Linked DNA regions of Mus musculus: regions 2 and 3 are each linked to region 1. A link is a loop called in an ENCODE intact Hi-C map of the cell type or tissue named here. Cell type or tissue: left cerebral cortex. All regions are shown on one strand.

What was found. A loop is a pair of places that touch in the nucleus more often than their neighbours do. Peaks named below come from ENCODE experiments on the same cell type or tissue, not always from the same donor. Only the 100,000 strongest peaks of a DNase experiment are listed, where the experiment ranks them.
Region 2: it touches region 1 in a loop (10-fold over the local background); 8 of 42 quality-filtered maps call a loop at or near these places.
Region 3: a loop joins it to region 1, with 3 times the contacts of the local background. A loop is called at or near these places in 8 of 42 quality-filtered maps.

Annotation. Positions count from the first base shown.
Region 1 is chr17:86,341,342-86,346,341 of GRCm38, reverse strand. The region is part of intron 1 of Prkce (protein kinase C, epsilon); the gene reads right to left. Among named protein-coding and RNA genes, the nearest start is that of 2010106C02Rik, 57 kb to the right of the region's middle. In left cerebral cortex, no CTCF peak of the experiment used is centred here; DNase peaks (open chromatin) are centred at 891 and 2,070; H3K27ac peaks cover 2,274 bases.
Region 2 is chr17:86,435,325-86,440,324 of GRCm38, reverse strand. The region is part of intron 2 of Prkce (protein kinase C, epsilon); the gene reads right to left. The region is part of intron 1 of Gm30284 (a long non-coding RNA gene); the gene reads left to right. Among named protein-coding and RNA genes, the nearest start is that of Gm30284, 7.2 kb to the left of the region's middle. In left cerebral cortex, no CTCF peak of the experiment used is centred here; DNase peaks (open chromatin) are centred at 897, 1,853, 2,237 and 3,398; H3K4me3 peaks cover 883 bases; H3K27ac peaks cover 2,671 bases.
Region 3 is chr17:86,442,251-86,447,250 of GRCm38, reverse strand. All of the region lies in intron 2 of Prkce (protein kinase C, epsilon), which reads right to left. It overlaps Gm30284 (a long non-coding RNA gene), which reads left to right and starts at 2,264. Exons shown (of 3, transcript XR_877087.3): 1 at 2,264-2,758. In left cerebral cortex, a CTCF peak has its summit at 2,141 (motif pointing right); DNase peaks (open chromatin) are centred at 1,211 and 2,154; H3K4me3 peaks cover 360 bases; H3K27ac peaks cover 1,129 bases.

The DNA.
Region 1 (5,000 bases):
CTATCTGTTCAGCACACAGAAGAGATTTAACCAGCATTTGTGTGGTGCTTGGGATTGAACTCAGGGCCCCATGATGCTAGGTCACGTGCTCCTCAGCTGAACGACACCCCCCTCCCCCCCAGGACTAAAAGATGTCTGCGAATCTTGCTCCAACAAAAACATGGCCTATGAAATTACTTCAACATTGCAAACGCTGGATCTGCACAGGCGGATGATGGAGGGGTTGTGCTTTTAAAGATAACAATCTACACGCAGATGCCCAAAGCAGCACCACTCCTTAAAGCCCCAAACTGGAAGCAACACTATGTTCTACAGCAGGTACGAGGAGAAGCGACCCCGTGCAACATCCACATAATGGAATTTTGCTTAGCAAGGAAAACGAATAAATTACCGATACTCAGATGAACGCTGTGCCAAAGACACCAAGCACCATATGGTTTCATTTATATAAGGTCCCAAAACAAGCAACACTAATTTACAATGACAAGAACCACAAGGGTGACTACCTCCTGGGGGCAGAGGTGACCGATGACTGCCAAGAGACACAGAAGAACCTTTGGGAAGATGGAAAATGTCTCTACCTTAAATGTCGTGGCGATGGCGTGAGTGCACACATTTGAGGAGATGCAGCAAGCGATGCACTCAAAATGGCTGCCCTTGGCTGCATGAGAGTCGCTTCTCAATGAAGTTGCTCTTTATAAAGAAGGAGGAAAAAGAGTTTTCACCTAAGGATTCCTCCACAAGCTTCCTTTAAATAATAAATCATCTTTCCACCCTCAGAGCATTTAAAATTTCATGTTCCAGTTTTAAAAATAAAAGGACTCATTCAGGGTTTTTCACGAGCACATCTGTCACACAACATAATGTACACCTACCCGCGTGGGCGCACACATTCACACACCACCCACGGGTGCGAACACATTCGCAGGCACGCAGCTGAGCCACCCTCTCCTGTCGTCTGTGATCAAAATACAATAATAGCAAGAAAAACACATCCAACATGAAGGTTCACGCGTCTACCGAGTCATTTAAGCCTCTTTCTCTGTGTGCAAATCTCTATTTCCCCACAGATAAAATAAGATGACCTTGCCAGATGATCTGTGGTGAGTTTTGATGGCCCAAATGACCTAAAATTACACAAAAAGGGTAAATAAATAATATCATTTGATAAGTCATTCTACAAGTTAAAAAAAAAAAAAAGGAAAGAGCTCTAAATGTGGTGGCTACATCTCTGGAATTCAGAAGTGGGAGCAGCAAGATGCAATGTGTTTCTATGCTTAATGGTTGTGCAGAACACACACACACTCCAGCGACAGACTCTTTCTATGGGGACTCTTGCTTACAATGTTCTTCTTAATTTTTTTATGTTTTTATGTCCCCCGCCCCTCCCCCATCTCTGTGTGTGTATGTGTAGGTACACATGTATAAACATGTGTGAAGGGAGAGGATGGCCTCAGGTATTGTTCTTGCCTTCTCCTTGTTCAAGGCAGGGTCTCTTGGTGTTTGCTGCTACACACTGTAGATACACTGGCCCACAGGCTTCCTTAGAGACTCTTGTCTCTGCTTCCTGACTCCCTTTAGGAGCACGGGGCTTACAGAACACATTACTTTAGGAACACTGGAATTACAGAACACATTACTTTAGGAACACTGGAATTACAGAACACATTGCTTTCCCGGGCTTTATGTGGATTCTGAGGAGCTGAACTCGGAATCTCACACTTAGGAGACAAGGCTTTACCCACTGAGCCATCTTCCCACCCACTAGCAGGACATTTCATCAACAGGAAACAGGAGCTGCCGCATGGGATACGGAGACCAGACCAGAGCCACCTTCTCTGTTCCTAACCCTTTTGTTTTGAAAATTCCATCCAGGATAATTTGTATAAAGTTTTAAGTCAGTACCTTTTTACAAAATAAAATGTCCTTTTGAATGCATTGGCTGTGGGGACACCGTAATAAGTGTCCCTCAAATCTGCCTGGCACACTGCTTTTCCCATCCCTCACAGCCAGCTCACAGAAACCAGTTGCAAAGCAGCCTCGTGAACGTCACATTGTCTACACCAGAAGCCGGCATTGCCTATCTTAGCTCTCGATAGGCCACAAAGGCAGTAAACACAAGTTAGCGCCTCTTCCTCTTTCCAGTGGCCCAGAGACGGCCCTGAAGAGCTGCCAGCTTCTTCTGGTGACACAGGTGGCTCAAAGCAAATAAGTCTATGTGCTGTCCAAACCCAGCAAACATTCCAAGGGGCCAAGCCTTACAGAGAGCATGGGTGATGGTTTACGGAGCATCACCTGGTCATGGTATACATAATGTTTCTATCTCAGAAGACAATGGCAACACACAGCTATAAGCCCTGACAGAAGGTGGTGGGCACAAACAGAACAAGCTGCACAAGTGTAATCCTATCTGGTCCTTCAGAAGTGAAAAGCTCCCAGCTCTAAGCCTGTATTTTGCAATCTGTATTTTGTTTGGGAATAGTCTCTCTCTCTCTCTCCCTCTCTCTCTCTCTCTCTCCCTCTCTCTCTCTCTCTCTGTCTGTCTCTCTCTGTCTCTCTCTCTCTCCCTCCCTCCCCCCTCTCTCTCTGTCTCTCTCCATTTAGATGTATGCTTAGCTTATTTTCCTGTTTCTCACCTTATACCAGGACGGCTCAGTGATGGAGACACTGATGCTCGACTGTCTGGGTTCAAATTCCAGCACTGTCTGTTACAAGCTGTGTGGCACTTGCTTTGATTTCTTCATCTCTTTGTGAACTAAGCCCTTGGGCCCATGCTCCATAGCTAGCAAAACCAGAGATACTTCTTGGACACGACAATGAATGCAAAGGCCCTGCAATGTCCTCCTAGATCCTAACTGTAAAGCACATGAAACCTACACAAAGCAGCGGGGCACCTCAGGCAGTGAGCACGGACTGGATGCAGGCTACCCAGTAGTAGGCAACCGCTGCCCTCTGGACACATTTCTGTACAATGATATTCTGGATATCAAGTCTGATTCCTTATTGCTTTGCTCATACAGTTGGAACTGTGTCCTCTGAGAAAAAGAACAGTTTTGTAAAGATCGTGGAAGCATGAAACGTAAGAGTCAGAAACACTTAGAAATAACTTGGTCCAAGAACACAAAGAAACATAAATTAAAAACAAGGGTAAAATCTTTTTCCCTTTTGTTTGGCAAATTGACCAGTTTTTCCTCTTGGGCTATGTATTTCTGTGTTATTGAGAACTAAAATATAACCCAAACTGACTGTAATGAAGTGTTTGCTTTTCAGAAATCAAAACCTACTTGTCTGCTTGAGAAGGGAGCCTCTTGTCCCATCACTTCCAAGGAGGACCGATTTTTAATAAGCCCTGTTGGAGTTTTTCTCATGGCCTCTAAATAACGCATGCTTCCCCATACTGGTTCATTACTCTAAGAGTTCTCTCTTCCTTGCTGCTTCTATAGATGAGCTCTTAGCTCAGCTGACAACTCCTTCCTCATTCCCTTTCCACAGAGCCGTCTACATCCTGACTCTCAGTTCTTAAGCACTTGATCAAGGTCAGCGGTACAAGCTTGCCTTTGCATATATGGGGTCCTGAGTTTGATCCTCAACATCACACACACACACACACACACACACACACGCATGCACGCATGCACGTATGCACCCACTCACCCACGCACGCATGCACACACACGCACCTTACTCCTCAATTTCTTTACAGCTGGAAAAAGACACGGAAAGGGTCAATTCCTCACCACATGAACTATCTCTTACCCTGTACATTTCTGTAACTAAAAAGCATCAGTGCGTCTTGCTTTCCCCATCTTTGGCCTCCCCTGTTCCTACATCTTTGTAGTTCCAACGTTAACTGTTAGACACTTCAGGCTGACCGTGCAGACATTCTGGTCTGTCTAGCCATAGTTAAGATCCATGCTTTGTTAAGCAGTGGTTCTAAAATCTGAAAATTAATATTATTTATGTATGAAGGCTTTGTAAATCGCCAATCTTTACACTTATATACTTGCCTATATTCACATTCTTAGCCACTCACAAAAGCAGTAATTCACATGCTATCCAGTGGGCAATATACCTATCCTCAAACTCAAATGGAGTCTTCATGTTCCATTCTACCGACTACTTTTCTATGGTCACCAAGGTTTCCCAGGATCCTTTTCTCTAGGATGTGTCCATCTGGAAATCCACCATGGCTTCCCTTTTTCATTTGGCCCAGTGGCTTTCTTGGTTGATGCTTAAGTATGGTGCTGAGCCTCAGGTCACTGCTGGGTGCAGTCACTATCATCAGAATCCCTTGTCTCCTGTTATGGGTTTTTTTCTAGGAAGGTGTACTCTGACTGAAATTCTGATGAGCAAAAGGGTCCAAAGTCATCATTCCAAGACTTGGTGTGCCTGTCTTCATGAGGGAATGATGCTCTGACTAGATAAAGAATTCTAGGTTTTAAAAAAACCAAACAACAAAAACCACAATCTATCCAAACTTTCCTTTAACAGCGATATGGTGAATAGACTCTGATGTCAACCCAACAGCCGTGGCTTAGTGTGAGGCTCTGTCTGCTTGATTTGTTTCCACTCTGTAAGTCTGGGGTCCTTTTCATCCCCGCTGTTGTGAAATTTCACAGTGACGTGCCTTCGGAGGCTTTTGATCATTTTTGTTGAAACTGGACTTGCAAAAGCTACTCTGCTATTTATTTTTTGAATTCTTTGTTGTGGGTTCTTTTTCATTTTCATTCTTAAAAAAAAAAAACCACACTTATTATCATATGTTGGGCCAGTAGAATTGATTCCTAGTTGTCTTACTATGTTAATATGTTTTTATTCCATAGTCTAGGCTTCCTTGAGTTTATCTTATAATCCTTCCACTGAACTTAATATTTCTAATAATACATTGAGTCTATGCCTATGCCTTCCTATGTCTTCATGGCTCTCTTTTCTTCTTCTGGTATATATATATATATATCACATTTTGAAGAACAGTATTCTTTCAAATGTTTGCCCTCAGG
Region 2 (5,000 bases), 94 kb before region 1:
CATATAAGAGCCTATCTAAAAGGAATAAAGACCAACCAATCAAAATGAGGGAAACGTGAATGCACCTAAGCATATAGATTTAAAGCAGGGCTGGAGAGATGGCTCAGTATTTTTTGGTCCTTGCTGCTTTTCCACAGGATATAAGTTTGGCTCCCAGTACCTATGTTGGGTGGCTCACAACCACTTGTAACCCTAGCTCTGGGAATGCAACTCCCTAGCTTCTATGCTCTCTCTCTCTCTCTCTCTCTCTCTCTCTCTCTCTCTCTCTCACACACACACACACACACACACACACACACACACACACACACAAACTAGAAAATAAATTTAAAAAGCTTAAAGCATTCTAGATGTTAGGCAAACTGTATTATGTCCCTGGTCTTCGTTCTGCAACCCCCAACTGGGGTCTGTCGGGATCTCAGAGTTGGCGTCAATGCCAGGGAAGTTACGAGAGGTACAGATAAGAACACAGATAATCAGGAGCACAACTCTGTGCTTAGCAGCCTCTGAACAAGCATGGTAAGCGACCTTCAGCTAAACCCGTGGGCACTGTAACCCAGAGCAGGGCAGTGGACAGGAGAAACGTAGACACATCCCCTTGCCTCAGGTCCTCAAATATCCCTATAGCCACCTCCTGAGGAACCACCAGTGGGGCAGCTCTGATCTCTCACCTGCTGTCTCTTTTGTACCCATGGATTTTTTGAGGCACACAAAGCCAGCCGTACAACAGATACATTGAGTGGATTCCTTCCAGGCGCCATGAATTATCTGCTGATGGTAGTCTCCCTAAATCAGTCACGAGACAGTCAGGTCCATGAGCAACCTGCAAGTGTGAGGTCATCTTCAGACTCTGTAAGAGGCATTTGTGCTAAAAGGTAGACAGCAGGAGCCTCCCTGGGAGTTGCGTGAGTGTGGGCAGACGTTCTGGTTTCACGAAGCAATATATGATCACTGTCCTACCAGGAACAGGCAGGACAGGGTCCGAGTAGGACTGGATTCGGGAGTCATTCCTATGTTTGTGAGATTTATTGGATGTTCAAGGTGAATCACCAGGGACTATTCTGGATCTGTCACTAACCGTGTAGTTTTGGTCACTGCCCCCACTCCATCTTTAAACCAACAAGCAGGAGCAGCGTACCTCCAGACTTATCACCCTGTGACTCTCTAACCCCGAGTGTTTCACCAAAACAGAAGCCAAGCCCTTTTAACTCACCCCATGACATGGTGTTCTGCTATCTTTAGACTCCATAGGTCCCCGCTTTTCTTCTGGGCTGTCACGTAGCATAACAATCGGGTGACTGATATGCTGAATTGGGAGTGTCACCTGCCTGCCAAGGATACTAGTAGACTTTGCTCACATTGTATTCTCCAGAAATGACAGCATGTAACCTTTGGTTTGCCCATTGGTTTACTGAATGGTTCATAAATGCAAAGTACTTGGAGCCATCCTGGCCTAGACACTAGGCTGGACATCCAGGAACACAGTGCACTAAAGCCAGGCCACACCCCCAGGGGGGGATGTTCTATGGAAATGCAGGAAGTAAACGCAACTAATGTACACTATAGTTCTACAGGGAAGGCCTGAGCACATAGAAGACAGAGGCAAGAGGTCAGGGGGGTAAAGATGAATGATGCAGAAGGAGGGGAGACAGAGGCGCAGAGACATGGAACTAGAAGACAGTGTTCCATGCAATTCTCAGAAAGAAAAACAAATCGCTGATGGATCTCCAGAGTAAAAAGAACCCCCTGAGAGTTGGAGTTTTCTAAGCATCGAGCTTTGGAGGGCGTCACAGTAGGACCTTTATTTAGCATCTTACTGCTAAGTCACCCACCTAAACACTTTTCTGTCTCCCAAAGAGGAGCAGATGCTCCCAGCATCTTTACTCAATCTTGGTTCCTGCTGCCCAAACATGGTCCCTGGGGTGGGGGTGGGGACTAAGTGGGAACTGAGCATGGCTACAAAGGTACAAAATGGAGAGTACACATGGAGTAGGATTATTTATATGTGGGCATCTTTACTTGGAGGGGGGGGGGGGAAATGCTCCTCTATCGTGTCTTAGTGTCTCAGACTAAGACTAAGGCGCAACTCATGTTTTTCACTTCTCTAGTCCAATTAGCTGCATATTTTTAGCACGTGTTATATAAGGCTCATCTGCCCAAATTCGCTGGCTTGGGGGCCTTTCCTTCCTTTCGTTTCACTGGTGGACTGACCCTCGTGGTAGGATGACGAGCGGATCATGACAAGTCTGTAAATAGCCTGCCCGGGGAGGGGTGGATGGAAAGAGCCCTGGAGATGAAGGGAGGGCTTGTATTTGGTGTGCCAGGGCTAAATCTAACCCTTCTAAAAGGGGAAAGCAAAGAGAACGCACAATTCCAAACTGAGCCGTAGAGCGTTATGAAAAGCTGCTCCGTCTACAAAGGGCACCAAGAAGCAGAATCACAGCTGAGACAGGTGCCCCGCAGCGCTGCTGGAGAAGCCCCCAGGTGGCCTCTGTCAGCGGAAGCAGAGTTTAAGGCTGGTAGAGCGGGAAGTGGTTCCACTACCACAGAAAACACATCACCTTTCTCAGGGCAGGGTTAGCAGCCTTTGAGTAGAAGGCTCTTCCATCACTGCCATACCCTGCAAGCTGGAGGGGCCGAACAAGGAGCCTGGATGATGTACCCAAAGAAGTTTCACTTTCTGTTTCAGTGTGCAGCACCAAGGCTAGGAGTCTCAACGATGCCCAGGACCAGACCACTTACCCCACATTCAATTTACAGAGATTACCATTTAGGCCATCGTACTTTACCTAAGTCCTTCTAAAACAGCAGTTCTCGGCCTGTGGGTCATGACCCCTTTAGCAAATATCTTCCAAAGTGTTTACTCTATGAATCATAACAGTAGGAAAATTACAGTTATGAAGTGGTAATGAAATAACCTTATGTTTGGGGGTCACCACAACCTGGGGAACTGTATTAGAGGGCCACAGCACTAGGAAGGCTGAGAACCACTGCTCTACAACCCGGTACTTAGAGAACAGAGTCTAGAAAGGCTTTTAGGGATGGAAGAGAGGACCTTAGCAGTCAAGGGATTAATGGCTAGGGGTGCGGCCTTACAGCCCTACAAATGACATTCAGAAGCCAGTCAGCCTTCCCCTAATTCTAGGCACATCACAAGCAAGCCTGAGTACACTGGGGCTCTTCACTTTGCACCGCCCAGGCAGGCCGACACCCTCTCTGTTCCTCTAGTGAAGGTGCCACAGTGGGCAGCTGCTTCCTCAGAAGGATGCACCTGTGTAAAGTCCTGGGCACGTCACAGACCACCTGAAGTCATCCTATAGCCAATGGAAGGATAAAGTGGTGCCTTTCCCCAACATCCATCGGCAGGTAGCAATTACGGGCTTGGCTACGGAATGAGATGACAAAATTCCCATCTACTGCAGGAAGGAGAACTGGCTCTCTTCAAGAGACTGCCTTCCTGCTGACGCACAGTTCTGGGGATGAGTTTCCTTCTCCAGTGCCCTTCCCCCTGATCTGAAGTGGCATGGCAGGTGGCATACCCTTGGGCTAGCACTTACAGCTGGGTGCTGCCTGTGAACACGAGGTCCAGGTTCTGCCTCCGGTGCTGGAAACAGTCTCAGCGGTTCTTGTCAGACAGAGCTGGACTTTCATCTCTTTGCTGTGCAACCTTGAGGGAAGGTGTTCTACTTATACAATACTTTTTTGACTATTTAAAGCAGAGGAGCTAACTCCTGCTCCCCAGGGAGGCAGTGAGGAATCTACCAGGTAATGCACGTGGAGGTGACTAGCACAGAGTCTGACCCAACAAGGCAATGTGCAGGGGTGTCTGCGTGCGTGTGTGTGCGTGTGTGTGTGTGTGTGTGTGTGTGTGTGTGCATATGGTATGTGTGTGCATGGTGTGTGTGTGTGTGTGTGTGTGTGTGAGTGTGCATGTATAGTGTGTGAGTGTGTGTCTGTGCATGTGGTGTGTGTGTGTGGTGTCTGTGCATGTGGTGTGTGTGTGTGGTGTCTGTGCATGTGGTATGTGTGTTTGAGTGTGTATGTATGCATGTGGTGTGTATGTGGTGTGTGTGCATGTGTTGTATGTGTGCACATGGTATGTGTGTGTGTGTGGTGTGTGTGTATGTAGTGTGTGTGATATGTGGTGTATGCATGTGGTGTGTGCTTGTGGTGTGTGTGTGTGGTGTGCCCATGTGCTGTGTGTGTGTGAATGTGTGTATGCATGTGGGGTGAGTGTGTGCATGTCGTGTGTGTGTTCGAGTATGTATGTATGCATGTGGTATGTATGTGGTATGTGTGTGTGCATGTGGTGTATGTTTGTGTGTGTGTGTGTGTGTGTACATGTGGTGTGTGTGTGTGTGTGCATGTGGGATGTGTGTGTGTGAATGAGTATCAGTCCTTGTTACACTTTCATGTGCAATGTTCCTCTATAAGCGTATGTGCTCTTCAATCTTGGCTCTCAGTTATTTACTATTTTGGGAGGTGGCAGAACCTTGAGAGGCAGGGCCTGGTTAGTGAAGGTGAGCCACAGAACCCAGGGCTTTGAGGGTCAAAACCAGGCTCTGTCCCTGCTCCCAGCTCTTTACTTCCTGTTTTGGTTAGCACATGAGAAGGTCTGTCATAGGCTTCTGTCACACCACACCATCCCTGCCACAAAGACCTGACTCTTAAGTTGCTCATTGGTGTCTTGTTAGAGCAGTGAAAAGGGTAACTGACAGCCCTCCAACTTCCTGGGCTCCAACAGTAAAGAAAACATCTAAGCTCATCAACTCACAAATGAATTTTTAGCTCCCTTTGTCCAACACGCTTGCCCTGTGTACAGACACATTCCACAGCCATCTCTCTTCTGTGTGCTTCTTTTCGGCCCAAGCACACATACTCAAACTCTCCTGATAGAACCCCTTGGCCCTACAGAAATCCTTCTTGGCCTGAACACTTCCAGCAACAGTTATCTACGACAGTGACAAGAGACACAGTAGTATAAAGGAAAAAAGGCACTG
Region 3 (5,000 bases), 100 kb before region 1:
AGGGAGCCTATGGTGCCAGATTCCAGAAACTTGCTTCAACAATACAGGCCAAGGGCAGAGAACTCAGTGAGTGACCAGAAAGCTGCATGCCGGACCCAACTGGGTGAGCAGGCTGGCCTGTGCCCACAGGGGTTCAAGATCTGTTTCAGTCCAAATGTTCTGGGCACTTGTAAAGCATCAAGAGAAAGCTGGCCGATGAAAAGAAAGCAAGTTTCTCCACAGTGAGGACATTTATTTGTGCACATGTGTATTTTGTTCTGGAATCTGCTGAGTAAGGCATGGCAGTGTGTTTGTGGTCCCCTCAGCCAGGAAAGGGTGGCCTGGGTGACAAGGACGGAGGCATGAGTCCCCACGTGTGCAAGGGATGCCAATCAGAGTCACATAAAGTTCACTAACTGTATCAACAGCTGCTGCTATGATTGGTGGGTGACAAATGACTTATCCAAAACTGTTCAAGAAGTCAAGTCACAGAAACAAGGAGGGGACTCCCAGGGACAGAATGGAGCAAATAAAAGAAATAGATTCCAAGTCACCCAGGACATACTTGGCTTTTATATGTTCCCTCAGTTGCTGGGGATATGTCCCTTTCACACTGTCCTTTCTCTATTCAGTCATCCTTGCTCTAAAAAAACCCACAGGATAGTGAACTGAGAGACAGAACCCTTCCAGCCAGGCTGTCCACACATCCCTCCATTTATGCAGCCTTCCCTGGAGGCTGTCTCCCAGCAGCCCTGCTCTAGGCAATGTGGACTACAGTCATCTCCAGGGCCACATGTAAACAGAGACAATCGTCCCTCATTCCTAGAATGGTTAAGAACAGAGAATTAGGGGCGGTAGAAGTAGAGGAAGACTGAGTCTGGGCCCTCTGAGTGGCATTAACTGTGAGTCACAGAGATGCCCTGTGGCAGGAGGGAAGCTCCCAATGGAACCTCCGTGTTGTGTCCAGATTCCTGTAGTCACCTGCTCAGCTTCAGTTACTGGTGTCAGGAAGAGGTGGGTATCTACCCTGCAGAGTCAGTGAGCTACTGTCATTAAGAGCACACAGAAGGAACTCAAGGATGGGGACTGTCATTACAACAGTGACATGCACCCCAGAAGAGTAAACCCAAGCCACTGAAAATGTGGGGCCTGTCAGGTCTTGTTACCCATAGCGTGTAGCCTGAAACAGGAAGCAGTAGGTGTTCTATGCAGGCCAACAGATGCAGTTAAGGCTGGACAGTCACACGATTCGCTACAACACCTGCGAATATGTTTTTATTTAAGTCCAATTATAGAACTATATGCAAAATCGGGTTGGCTCTCCATGTCTATAATCCTAGTACTTGGGAGGCTCAGGCAGGAGGATCCCTTTGCCTTCAAGACCAGTCTGCGTTCCATAGGGAGTGCCATGCCAGCCAACGCTCCAGAATGAGACTATCTCAATAAAAAAAAATCAAAACCAAAAACAAAACAGATACATAAATTAAAGGGAAATGTTTGAAAGGAGTTGAATCTTTTTCCCCAGTCATTATGGACAGTTTTTTGTTGTTGTTTGTCTGCTTTGTAAAGCACATTTTTAAGAGTCACTGCCAAATAAGCCTATAGAAACAGCCTAATTTCAAGTTCTCTGGAACTTGAAATGTCCAAGTCTGACTCAGGATTAATGTGGAGATTGCACGTTACGACTTGCAGGTGTTTGTAGATGCCCGTTGCAGCATGCACATATGAGATCAGCAGAACTTGTGGGTTTGGTTCCTGCCCTGTTTAATAAGAACAGTCTGTGGTTTGGAGGAAATCTGTCAGAACTAGGAAACAGCCTTCCCAATTCCAGTGGAAAAATCTCCCCAAGCTAAACGTGGCTGTAGGATGCTCAGCTGCTAAGATATAACAATGAGGCATGCAAGGTGCCACAGGCCTGTAGCCCCAGCTCTTGGAAGGCTGAGGAGGGAAGACCACAGTTCAAGGTCAACCTGGGCCCCATGGTCAGTATGTAGTAAGAACTTTCTGAAAGACACATAGAGGGGTAAGGGAAGGGAAAGGACACAAAATTCAGAGAAGACGCAAAAGGAAGTGAGTCCTGCCGCTGTGGGGCTGCATTCCCCACAGCACTGTGAGCTTACAAACCTGACGACACTTCCTGAAATTGTCCACCAAGTCTGGCCACAAGGGGGCATGAGAGCCAACGTCTTGGCTTTTGTTTTTATGCCTGGATTCTCTCAACAGAAAACATGTTGGGGGAGGACCCAGAGGGCAGAGGCACTCACTGCTGGGTGAGTCCTGTGGCTCACTGCCACCAAAGCAGTGACTCAGGCGGTTCATCCTTGGGTGTTTCAACACCATTTGAGAGCCGGTCCAAAGGTTTCCCTCACTTTCTAAGCACACTCCCGCTCTGCCCTGGGCACAGTTACTGCATTATTACACAGGGGGAGGGGAGGAGAGCACAACAAACACCGTTTTCAATAAATTAGCATCTTAAGCAGACACTAGCAGAGCCAACCCCTAAGGAGTCTGTGGTGGGTACAGAGCACATGCCCATCTTCGAGGGACAGGTCAGGACGGTGCCCTTGGCATGAACGGTGGGCATTGCTGGCCCTCAATGCCTACCTTCTCAGGTAAGAACCAAGCCACATCTACAGGGCTGCAGGCTGGCTCGTGGACTGTTGTACCAGCTCATCGGCAGAGAGAGCCTTTCGCATGGTGGATCTGTCCTCTCAGCAGCACATGTGAAGACCCCTGAGACCTTGAGCCTCACCAGGTATCGTCAGGCACCATGGCAGAGGTAAGGCAGCCTCATCTTAAATCACAAAATGTTTCCACCTGTCCACTGACTGACCCAGCAGCTGGGGCAGGCTGTCATTTCAAGTTCAGTTATGCACTGACTTTGTTGAAAGATTTTGGGGGAAATTATTATTTTATTTATAAACTTGGAGTTGTATATGAATTTTGAACTATTAATATTTCTGTTTGACTTTTGGATGAGATGTTACTTCAAAGATGTTCATAGCTCAAGGCCCCTCTCGGAGGAGCCTTCCCTCTGCCTCTCTCATTTGTCCAGGCCAATAAAATGCAATTCATTCAAAGGATGATGGAAAATAACCACTTTATGTACTTGAACTGACAACATACATTCAAACTCGTAACATTTATCTGAAAACAAAAGCCTGCATGAACACTCATTTAGCAATACCACGTGGCCACGGGCTTCAAGGCCTCTGCTTTTGAGCTCCACACTGCCTCTCGTAGACAACAGAGCATGTGTGACCTCCAACGTTAGTATCTCTGTGGTGATGCTGATAGAGTGACGTGAACTCACACTTGTTGACACTCATCACCAGTGCTTCCAGTACCTCATTGTTCTCTTGCCCATAATTCAGTTTTGTTAGCAATTCTTCTCGAACCCTTCTTCACATTCAACTCAGTTTTCATAGAAACACCACTCACACTCATTTTATTTTGTAAGGTTAAGTCACAATTATGTGATCATTGTAGGAACAGTAAACACAAGGGACTTTTGACAAATATCCAACCAGAATAATGGGACACTTTGCAGGAAGGAGAGTGTGCAGGCAGTTACACTACAGCCAAGGGCCTGAGAGAAGTCCTCGGGTATTCCAGGAGGAATGGGGTGCAGAGTGACTACCCCAGCAGCTGGCAGCTTAGGACAGCAGTGGCTACCCTGTGGTGGAAAGGCCTCCAAAGCTGCAGATTCAGCCTTTGTAAAACAGCAAAACTCTAACCCACTAACTACAATTTAGATGCAACTGTCACGAAAAAAAAAATAAGTGTGAGCTGAAATGGGATGGCAGTTCAGGCCTGTAAGCCTAGCAGTTGGGAGACAGAGGCCAGAGGATTAGAAGTTCAAGGCCAGGTTCAGTTATTTACTGAGTTTGGGGGCAGCCTGTGCTACGTGAGTCCACGTGTCAAAACAAAACAAGAGAAATAAGATAAATGAAAAAAGGGGGAGGAAGGAGGAGGGGAGGGTGAGCGGAGGGGTAGGGGGGGAAGGAGAGGGGAAGGGAAGTAGAGGAGAGGGGAGTGAAGAGGAAGAGGAGGGAGGGAAAGGGGAAAAGGGAGGAGAACAGAGGGCAGGGAGAAGGATAGGGGGGAAAGGAGAGGAAAAGGGGAAGGCAGGGCAGGAGAGGGATGGGAAGAACAGCAGGGAGGGGAAGGGAAAGGAGAGGGGAGGGCAGGGCAGAAAAAGAGACAGGAGGGGAGGGGAGAGGAGAGGAGGGGGAAGTGGAGGGAAGGGGAGGGAAGAGGGGAAGGGAGGGGAGGTGAGAGGAGGGGAGAGGAGAGGAGGGGAGAGGAGAGGAGAGGGGAGGGGAGGGGAGGGGAGGGGAGGAGAGGAGAGGAGAGGAGAGGGGAGGGGAGGGGAGAGGAGAGGGGAGGGGAGGGGAGAGGAGAGGGGAGGGGAGGGGAAGGGAGGAGAGGGGAGGGGAAGGGAGGGGAGGGGAGGGGAGGGGAGAGGAGAGGGGAGGGGAAGGGAGGAGAGGAGAGGAGAGGAGAGGAGAGGAGAGGAGAGGAGAGGAGAGGAGAGGAGAGGGGAAGGGGAGGGCAGGGCAGGGCAGGAAAAGAGACAGGAGGGGAGGGGAGGAGATGGGAGGGGAGGGGAGGGGGGAGTGGAGGGATGGTATATAAAAGAAGGAAGTGCTTCCTCCAATCTCTTGATCAAAGGCAACAAGAGCAGCCCAAGCAATATGCTGTGCTACAAGCAGCTTAGTTACCCTGGGGTCAAAACGCTACCCCAAGTAAGGAAGAAAGGACAGAGCACCATTTGAAAGGAAAAATGTAAAAGAAAACAAGGGTGTATATCCTTCTGGCCTTCAGGCAACAGGCAATGCGATTTTAATTGTAACACAAAAAGTACAAACCGCAAAGGAAAAAGATCAATTCAACTACATTAGATGGGAAGTTTTGCTCATCAAAAAATACATTTTCAAGAAGTAAAAAGGTAAGTCAATTATATGTTCGACAAAGACTTAGACCCAGAAATCTGTGGCTTCTTGTGGATCAATAGGAAA